2 separate regions of the Homo sapiens genome follow, and region 1 is linked to region 2. Evidence: read pairs that join two places in POLR2A ChIA-PET (ENCODE). Cell type or tissue: OCI-LY7. All regions are shown on one strand.

What was found. ChIA-PET counts read pairs that join two places held together with the same protein. Peaks named below come from ENCODE experiments on the same cell type or tissue, not always from the same donor. Only the 100,000 strongest peaks of a DNase experiment are listed, where the experiment ranks them.
Region 1: POLR2A ChIA-PET joins it to region 2 with 5 read pairs; 5 of 35 experiments call an interaction of 5 or more read pairs at or near these places.

The regions. Positions count from the first base shown.
Region 1 is chr7:102,160,146-102,165,145 of GRCh38, reverse strand. All of the region lies in intron 9 of CUX1 (cut like homeobox 1), which reads right to left. Among named protein-coding and RNA genes, the nearest start is that of SH2B2, 120 kb to the left of the region's middle. RefSeq lists enhancers at 272-1,165, 1,166-2,061. In OCI-LY7, no CTCF peak of the experiment used is centred here; no DNase peak of the experiment used is centred here.
Region 2 is chr7:102,074,968-102,079,967 of GRCh38, reverse strand. All of the region lies in intron 4 of CUX1 (cut like homeobox 1), which reads right to left. Among named protein-coding and RNA genes, the nearest start is that of SH2B2, 210 kb to the left of the region's middle. In OCI-LY7, no CTCF peak of the experiment used is centred here; a DNase peak (open chromatin) is centred at 2,697.

The DNA.
Region 1 (5,000 bases), 85 kb before region 2:
TGGGGGGTCTCATGTGCGACATGGCCCCAGACCTGTGGAGAGGTGGCTGTGGTTAGGAATTCTCTTGGGAGGCTCATTTTCTTCTCCCTCTGGAACCAACAAGAGAGAACCCTCACCGTCTCCCCTTTAAGGGCAGACTCCTTCCCCCACCCTGCCAGTTTACACTTTCAGAGTGTGGCCTTTGAAGTCCCTGGTTTTATATGGCGGGGGAGGGGGGTTTTCTCTGATCCAATCTTCCACCCCCTTCTTGGCCCCAGGTTTTGTCTCTTGTTCTCTGCTTGCATGGCCATTAAAACTCAGGCTTGAGGACACCAGAGATGAGCAAGTCCCCCGAGGAACAAAGTAGACCCAGGAGCTGATGATGGGCTAAGGCCCTGCTGCCCTACCCGCAGCATGCAATTACAGTGAACATCTCGACTCCCAGAGGTAACTCCATGTCACTGACTCTGCAGGAAGGAGGTCGGGAACAGCTACCACAGCTGGAGACCAAATGCTGACCACCACGTGTCCCACGCTGATGCTGCACCAGTGGCCAAGGCCTCCATGGAGACCCACTCTCCGTGGTGAGGGTCAGCTGTGGTTTCCAACCCCTAACCTCAACCTGGAGAGTCCTCCACTAGGGCAGTCTTGTGACATAAACACCAGGCAGGTGAACAGGAAGAGGGCAGCTCACTTCAATGACTCCCTCCCAGCCCCACTGTGGGCTAGGAGAACATGCCACTGCGCTCCAGCCTGTGCGTCAAAGCCCATATTCATTCAATACATCTTTTTGAGCACGGACTCTGAGCAGGCCTCGTAGGTAGTAAAGAAATGCTGGCTTCAAAGCCGGGCGCAGTAGCTCATGCCTGTAGTCCCAGTACTTTGGTAGGCCAAGGCGAGAGGATAGCTTGAGCCCAGGAGTTTGAGACCCACCAGCAACTCGGATCACCACTGCTCAGAAAGGAGGCCCCGGAGGGGTGGTGGGCGGGCCACTTTTTTTCACCACAAAAAGGCTGTGAATTGCTGAAAGCCCCCGGACGGGACGGGGTTTCACATGCAGTTCAAAGTGTAAAGCTGTGGCTTCTTATTGACCATGAAGTCTCAAGAGATCTGATCCTTTACTGTCACCAATTGGGACAGTGAGTATTTATGCCAGTGCCCTGATGTTCAACAAACAGGTGTGAATGAGGCTCGGACATAACTGACAGGTGCCGACCCCTCTGCTACTTCTCCATAACAGGAGCACAGTGGTTGAGCAATAAACGAGCACTTCAGGTCTCCGTAGAACATTCTAACTACACACCCAGGGAAAACGAATGTTGTATGCCAGTGAGCTAGTAAATTGCTCCTCCTGGGGGGTTTCCTGATGGGAAAGGTGTTGGTCCAGATGCCTGCCACCTGCACCAGTGTTGGACTGTGTCTGCGCCCTCCTCTTCCTGCCCAGCCCGCCTCCAGCTCACCTCCGCAGGGATGGCCTCAGCTCAGGCCCATGCCATCTCTCCCCATACTTACACAATAGCCTCCCACAGCTCTCCTGGCTTCTGGTCTTTCCACTCCCATCTGTTCTCCAATGTATAGCCAGAGAGATCCTTCTAGAACTCAAACCTGATGTCTCAATCCCGCCTACGATTCTTCACTGCTCCCAGGATGAATCCTTCATACTCAGACCCTCCCACAGGCCTGGCCAGGTCCCGTCCTACCAGCCCACTCTCTGACCCGCATCTCTGGTGTTGGTTTTGAACTCTCGGGCCCAAGAGATCCTCCCATCTCAGCCTCCTGGGTTAGCTGGGACCACAGGTGCACACCACCACACCTGGCTATTTTTTTTTTTTTAAACTTTTTTGTAGAGAAAAAAGTCTCACTATGTTGCCCAGGCTGGTCTCAAACTCATGGGCTCAAGTGATGCTCCTGCCTCGGCCTCTCCAACTGCCGGTACTATAGGCACCGCCGCCACCATGCCTGGCTCTGGGCAGCTTTTCTCTTAGTTGATGGCCCAGGGCAACGTCCCCTTCTCTGGCTTTCCTTTAACCTTCCACTTCTTTTCCTGCTGGAAATATTCTCTCGATATTCCAAGGGCTTGCATCTTTCCTCCCTGGATGCTTCTCATGCCAATGGGTTCACCTGTAGCTTCACGAAATCCTAGACTTCAGGGTCAAAAGGGACCCTTTGAGCCTTCTTGTTCAATCCCTCCTTCGGTCCACTCTGTGCGTGATTCCCCATCTCATGCTCTCTGGGAGGGCTGGCCTGAATCTGCTTGCATAGCTCTGGTGACAGGGAGCTCACTCTCTCCAGAGCAAGCATCTTTCAGCGTGGCAACTCTGGAGAGCCAGACCACTGGGAATAAGCTTCCTGGCTGGGCATGGTGGCTGATGCCTGTAACCCCAGAACTTTGGGAGGCAGAGGTGGGTGGATCGTTTGAGCCCAGGAGTTCAAGAGCAGCCTGGGCAAACATGGCAAAACCCCGTCTCTACTAAAAACACAATAATTAGCTGGGTGTGGTGGCATGTGCCTGTAATCTCAGCACTTTGGGAGGCCGAGGTGGGCAGATCGCTTGAGCCCAGGAGTTATCTCTACTAAAAATAAGAAAATTAGCCATGCGTGGTGCCATATGCCTGTAGTCCCAGCTACTCGGGAGGCTGAGGCAGGAGAATCGCTTGAACCCAGGATGGGGAGCCATATGCCCGTAGTCCCAGCTACTCGGGAGGCTGTGGCAGGAGAATCGCTTGAACCCAGGATGGGGAGCCATATGCCCATAGTCCCAGCTATTTGGGAGGCTGAGGCAGGGGAATCACTTGAACCCAGGACGGGGAGGTTGCAGTGAGCTGAGATTGTGCCACTGCACTCCAGCCTGGGCAACAGAGCAAGACTGTCTCAGAAGCAAAAACAAAAAAGTTTCCTCTCGCCAGCCTCTATGCTTGGCTGGGGTCTACAGGGGTCTCTCAGAAAAAGCCTGGCTCCGTCCCCTGGCCTTTCTTTCTGGTCGGCTCTTGAGAACTACAAGGACAGAACCCACAAATGCCCCCATGACCCTTCCCCCTTATCTTTTCGCGTCCCAGATTCCTGAAATTATTCCTCTTGCTCCTGCTGTCCAGTGGTGCTGCCGTCTTTCCCTGCTACCCCAAGATTAGGAACGTCTCCGAACCCCCTAGTTCTTTTTATGTTAGAGCCCCTCCCTGTCCTGGCCATGGAGTCATCTCTGAATGCACTCCAAGGAGCTGTTTTCCTTATACTGTGGCTTCCAGTCTAAAATGGAATTTCCGGCTGGGCGCGGTGGCTCTTGCCTGTAACCCCAGCACTTAGGGAGGCCAAGGTGGGCAGATCACCTGAGGTCAGGAGTTCGAGACCAGCCTGGCCAACACGGTGAAACCCCGTCTCTACTAAAACTATAAAAATTAGCTGGGCATGGTGGGCGCCTATAATCCCAGCTACTTGGGAGGCTGAGGCAGGAGAATTGCCTGAACCCATGAGGTGGAGGATGCAGTGAGCTGAGATCGTGCCATTGCACTCCAGCCTAGATGACAAGAGTAAAATTCCATTTCAAAGAAGAAAAATAAATAAATTTAAAAAATGGAATTTCCTAGGCACGGACTCCTTGCTGCCAATGAGCAGAATCACCACCTCCTTCATTCTAGAAACTGTATTTCTATTAATGTAGCCGTATCAGGCTATAAACTCTGGCTGAGTTGTTGGTGAGAACTCACCTCTACCCCTCACCACCCTTTCCTGAAGGCAGGACTTTACAATTCCCCCAAAACCTGAGCTTCTTCAGCAGCTACGGAACTAACATTTATTTAGGCATCTACTTCTTTTATTTTTTTTGAGATAGGGTCTCACTCTGTCACCTAGGCTGGGGTGCAGTGGTGCAATCATAGCTCACTGCAACCTCTACCTCCTGGACTCAAGCGATCCTCCTGCCTCAGCCTCCCGAGTGGCTGGGACTACAGGCACACTGCCACGCCCAGCTAACTTTTGTATTTTTTATGGAGATGGGGGACTTGTTAAATTGCCCAGGCTGGTCTCAAACTCCTGACCTCAAGTGATCCGCCTGCCTCGGTCTCCCCAAGTGTTGGGATTATAGGTGTGAGCCACTGCGCCCGGCCACCATCTACTTTTTACTCTGGCATTTTACCTCAAATCCTCGAAACAATCTTGCAAAGGAAGCATTAGCTAAATTCCCTTCCTTTCTTTCAAAAAATTTTTTAACATATTTTAAATCGTGGCAAACTACGCAAAGCATAAAATTTACCATCTTAACCATTAGCGTACTTTTCAGTAGCGTCAAGGACGTTTACGTGGTTGTGCAATGAATCCCCAGAATGTTTTCATCTTGCAAAACCAAAACTCTGTACCCATTTAACAACAACTTCGTATTTCCCTCCTCTCCTCGTCCCTGGCAGTCACCGTGGCACTTTCTGTCTCTCTGAAGTTGGCTCCTCTAGATACTTCATACAGGTGGAATCATTCAGTATTTGTCTTTTTTTGTGACTGGCGTATTTCCCCTGGCATAATGGCCTCAAGGTTCACTTTTCTTTTGATTTTTTTATGACCAAGAAATTTAAGAGATTAAGAGACCCGTCAAGGCCACACAGGAAATACCGAGTTAGGAACTGAACCCGTGTCATTGCGGAGCCAGCACCTGTCCCTACAGCCTTGTCTGGTGTCTCCTAAGACTGGGGTCCACCGAGTGGCTTTGGCACCTTGAGAAGTGCATTCGCTTTGCCAAACTTCTTAGGTAGCTGGGGACTGCCTCTGAGACCACAGAGAACCTGTTCTGGATAGAGCACTGATATTCACAGGATAAGGCTCTCCCGTTTAACAAACCAGGCTCTCCTGTTGGGCACATTAGATTGCCCTAAAGTGCCATCTAAAGGCAAGGCATGCCCAAGACTGGCCTTGAGGAGAGAGGTGGAGTCGGTGGAAACTTGAGAAATAGGAATAGTGATCTATGATGAAGGTAACTCCTTCCAGTAACTGCTTTTTTTTTTTTTTAGACAGATTCTCGCTCTGTCATCCAAGCTGGA
Region 2 (5,000 bases):
GACGCTGCTTCCATGCCTGGTTTCCAATTTCCCTAATGCCGGAGCCTGAGTGTAACTGGGACAGAGCATACAGCCTCGTCCCCCGAGGCTGTTTCAGGACCAGCTTAGGGCCAGGGACCTGTATCCTGGACAGGAGTCAGCACATTATCCGCCACCCACAGGGCTTTATTCTTCCAGACCCAGTTCCTCTTTCTGTCCTGTTTTGTTTGGGGCCTGTGATTACTTCTTAATCACATGAATGAAAATGTTTTATGAAGGCAAACTGAGGATTTGTAAAGGGATCCCGCATGTCTCCTGCTACTGAAGTTACAGGGAGCTCTCCGGAGGGGCCCTGGGTCCCAGGTCTTGTTTGCCAACACCTGGAGACCTGGAATACGTGGACTGGAGTCACCGTACAGAATCAGGCTGCAATGGCCACATTTCTATCACCTTCGAGAAGGCTACCAAGTGGCACATTGATGAACTTCTTGGCATGAAAACCAGGGGCTATTTCTAACGAAATCATAAGATTTTGTCATTTTTTTTTTTTTGAGACAGAGTCTCACTCTGTTGCCCAGGCTAAAGTGCAGTGGCATGATCTAGGCTCACTGCCACCTCCGCCTCCCAGGTTCAAGCGATTCTCGTGACTCAGCATCCCGAGTAGCTGAGATTATAGGTGCACGCCACCATGCTCGGCCAATTTTTCTATTTTTAGTAGAGACGGGGTTTCACCATGTTTGTCACACTGGTCTTGAACTCCTGACCTCAGGTGATCCGCCTGCCTCGGCCTCCCAAAGTGCTGGCATTATAGGCGTGAGTCACCACGCCAGGCTGATTTCTTCAACTTTTTTTCCAGGAGTCTTAATGTGGGATCTTTGAGTGAGGGGCAGGCAGTGGAGAAAGAAGTATAAAAGAACAGTGTTTTCTAATTTTAACCTGTAATGTGTCCTCACTTGAAAGTAGCAGGCACCAAGAACCAGACTGCTATTTTATTCTCCTGGAGGAGCATTAAAAAGCAGTTCTCAAAAATGATGACATTCCATTTTATTTCTAGATTCTCAGATGCTAGGCCGACAAGGATAGTCACCAGGAGAGATGGTTTTCCTACATCCAAAATGAAACCTCTCCCAGGGGGAGGACCTCAGAGCACAGGCATTTGGGAGCAGGCTCTGAAAATGGAATGGCCTACAAATGCACTCTTTCCAGCCAGCTCTCTTTTAGGACTTCCGAAAAACCTACATCTACTTTTCACAAAGGCAGACCAGTTAACCTATGGAAATAAAGGGAGACGAGTCAGTCACGAAACAGCGACTTCTAGCAGTGTTTCATGAGTCAATGAATATTTTATATCACTGGTAATGTGCTTCCTAAGATTTAAATCTTAAAATAAACCCTTCCAGGCACTGCCTTTATATTTGAAGGGTTTGTGTCTGTAGGAACTAAACTGCATCTCAGCAAGCAGTAAAATACGGTTCTGATAGCAGGTCACAGACAGAGGCAAGGACAACTTGCAAAGAGATGCTTCCAGTGAACTTTGCAACCAAAGCACAGAAGTTCTGGAGTGCCTAGTCTTTTTCTTCTACCTAGGAACTCTTTAAAATACACCATTACTAGGCTGGGTGTGGTGGCTCACGCCTGTAATCTCAGCACTTTGGGAGGCCGAGGCGGGAGGATTGCTTGAGCCTAGGAGTTTGAGACCAGCCTTGGCAACATGGCAAGACCCCATCTCTACAAAAAATTTAAAAATTAGCCAGGTGTGGTGGCGTGTGCCTGTAGTTCCTGCTACTCAGGAGGCTGAGGCAGGGGGATCACTTGAGCCAGGAGGCGGTTAAATGAGCTATGATGGTACCAGTGCACTCCAGGTTGGGCAACAGAGACCCCGCTGCTAAAAAATAAAAAACAAACAAAAACCCCCAAAAACATTACTAAGATGTTTCTGGAACAGAGAAGTCACACTTGTGTTTTACCCTACAACTAGTTGACTAAGTTCTTATCTGCAATACATTAATAAGGCCTATTCAGAAACTAAGATTGCAAGTTGAATATTTTACTAATTTATGTTCTCCACCATTGTAGAAATAAATACATACTCATTGTAAAAAAAAAAAAAAATGAAAAGTATCAAGAAGCAAGAGCAAGTCACCCACACAAGGTTAATTACTGACGAATTATGCATACTGTCATAATTTTGCTTAGAACTCAGTAAAATTCCAGCTATGCAAGAGCCTGTTAGAAGCGGTCATTCCAGAATATTCCCAGCTACCTGAGAGGGTCACATTACATTTTAAGAGCAGAGACATTTCTCATTTCATTACAGTAAGGGACAGAAGCTGCCTATTTTACTTGTTTATTTTTTTCTTAAAGAGATGGGAGGGTCTTGCTATGTTGCCAGGCTGGTCTTGAACTAGAGACAGAGGCTGCATATTTTACTTGTTCATCTTTTTTTTTTTTTTTTTTTTTAAAGAGATGGGGGGTTTTGCTATGTTGCCCAGGCTGGTCTCGAACTCCTGGCCTCAAATACCTCTCCTGCCTCAGCCTCCCAAAGTACAGTGATTATAGGAGTAAGCCACTGCGCCCGATCCCCAGAGTCATTATTCACAGCCCCTCTGACTACTTCAGTGTCTCCGTCTGGCTGCTGCAGGGCTTGGCTGCTGCTGGGTCCTTTTCCTCTTCTGCTCACTAAGCCCCATTGACCCGACATTCTCCCCACCTGCTGGTCTCCTTCCTGTCCCAGCTCCTCCCTGCTGCTGCTTTCTCTGGTCAGAAAACTGCTTCCTGTGGCTTCTTCTCCTGGCCCCAGTTGGTGCCACCTGAGGGCAGCTGCCTCTGTCCTGCTTGATTCACCTTATTCTATACTCTCATTGCCCAGTGGGCTTTGCTTATCGCACCTAAAATTCAGTTATTTGTGCAATTACTTTTTCTTCTTCTTTTTTCTAATTTTTTTTTTTTTTTAATTTGACAGGGTCCCACTCTGTCACCCAGGCTGAAGTGCAGTGGCGTGATCTTGGCTCACTGCAGCCTTGATCTCCTGGGCTCAGGTGATCCACCCACCGCAGCCTCCTGAGCAGCTGGGACTACAGGCGAACGCCACCATGCCCAGCTAACTTTTGTATCTTTTGTAGAGACGGGGTTTTACCGTGTTGCCCAGGCTGGTCTTCAACCCCTGGGCTCAAGTAATTCAGGTAATTCAGCTACCTCAGCCTCCCAAAGTGCTGGGATTACAGGTGTGAGCCACTGCACCCGGTCGCAATTACTTTTTAATGCCCATATTCCCACCAGCCTCTATAGTCTGAGGGCAGGAACTGAGCTGGCTGTTGTATCCCTGGGGCTCAGCCTGGTTCTTGATGCCCTGGGGGTGTGGTGTGGGGCATGAGGGGTGCTGGGGTCTCAGGCATTGACCCGAGTAATACCCAGGAAGACAAGTCTGATAGTACTCGCGAAACTGACTAAGAAATAAGAAGCGATCTGGTGGCAAATGAAAAGAACAAACACCAAGGTATGAACTACCAAACCTACTCAGAGGTACATGAGGACCATGAGGGTTCAATGCTACTGTATTGCTAAATGCTTATTTGGTGTCTTTTTTTTTTAATTTTATTTATTTTTTAGACAGTCTTGCTCTGTCACCCAGGCTGGAGTGCAGTAGTACAATCTCGGCTCACTGCAACCTCCACCTCTTGGGTTCAACCGACTGTCCTGCCACAGCCTCCCAAGTAGCTGGGATTACAGGTGCCCACCACCACGCCCACCTAATGTCTTGTATTTTTTTAGTAGAGACGAGGTTTCACCATGTGGCCAGGCTAGTTGCAAAGTCGTGATCTCAGGTGATCTGCCTGCTTCGGCCTCCCAAAGTGCTGGGGTTACAGGCGTGAACCACCATGCCTGGCCTTTGTGTCTTTAATGTGAAGGAAATTATAGAAGGTGGAAGATGAAGAAGAGGGAGGAGCCAGAACACCAAGGGAGAAGTGGGGCGGGTGGGGATGGTGGGGGATAAGCTGGGGTGGAGGGAGATCCTACCCTGTGTGCTGGGCTTGGGGCGCCGGCGGGACGTCTGGTAAACCAAACACAGATCCCAGACACCAAGGGCCGGCCCCAGAGCCGAAGTCCTCAGATGCACATGTGCTGGTTTGGGCAACTCCGAATGCTAAGTGCTGTATAAATGTCCATGCAGGCATGTAAATCTTTATAGAATGACAACAAAGTAAAATGAGAGTTCAGACAGCTATTAAACTGCTACAACTCAATAAAAGATACATTCTGTTCTCCTGCAATTGACTTGTCTTAGTGCTCTGCAGTGCTCGCCCTCACTGGGAAGCTTCAACCTCGGGAGGGTGGTTCAGTGGGAACAGTAGGAGCCTGAGACCAAAAAAACACTCAGCATTTTGAAGAAATAATTTGATTCATTAATTTCTGCATTCATTTAGCAATATTTATGGAGTTTCTGCCACATGGCAGGCACTGGGGTGGATATAAAGGAAATAGGGACAAAACCGCACTGAACCAGTCTCTCGGCCAAACAGTTACCAAGGAATTATGATGAAGTGAATGGCAGGGTCCCCGGCCAGGGTGTGTGTGTGCATGGGAAGGGTCCCCTAAACCAGCTGGGGAGGCCAGGAAGACCTCTCTGTCAGGAAGTGGCGTCTCAACAGGTTAATCCAGAGGGGTCGGTGGCGATTAGCCAGGAAGAGTCTGGCCGCCCTGTAAGCACTTAGACTCATGCCACCGTGAACTGCAGACTGTAGGGCAGGAGTTTGGGTGAAGGCAAGTGGCTGGAATTGAGACATCCTAGAGGTTGGATGGCCAGAGTTGGTGACAAAATGCTCAGAACACAGGCCAGGCATGGTGCTCACGCCTGTAATCCCAGCACTTTTGGAGGCTGAGGGGGGCGGATCATCTGAGGTCAGGAGTTCGAGACCAGCCCGGCCAACATGGTGAAAACTCATCTCTACTAAAAATACAAAAATTAGCCAGGTGTGGTGGCGCACGCCTGTAATCCCAGCTACTTGGGAGGCTGAGGCACG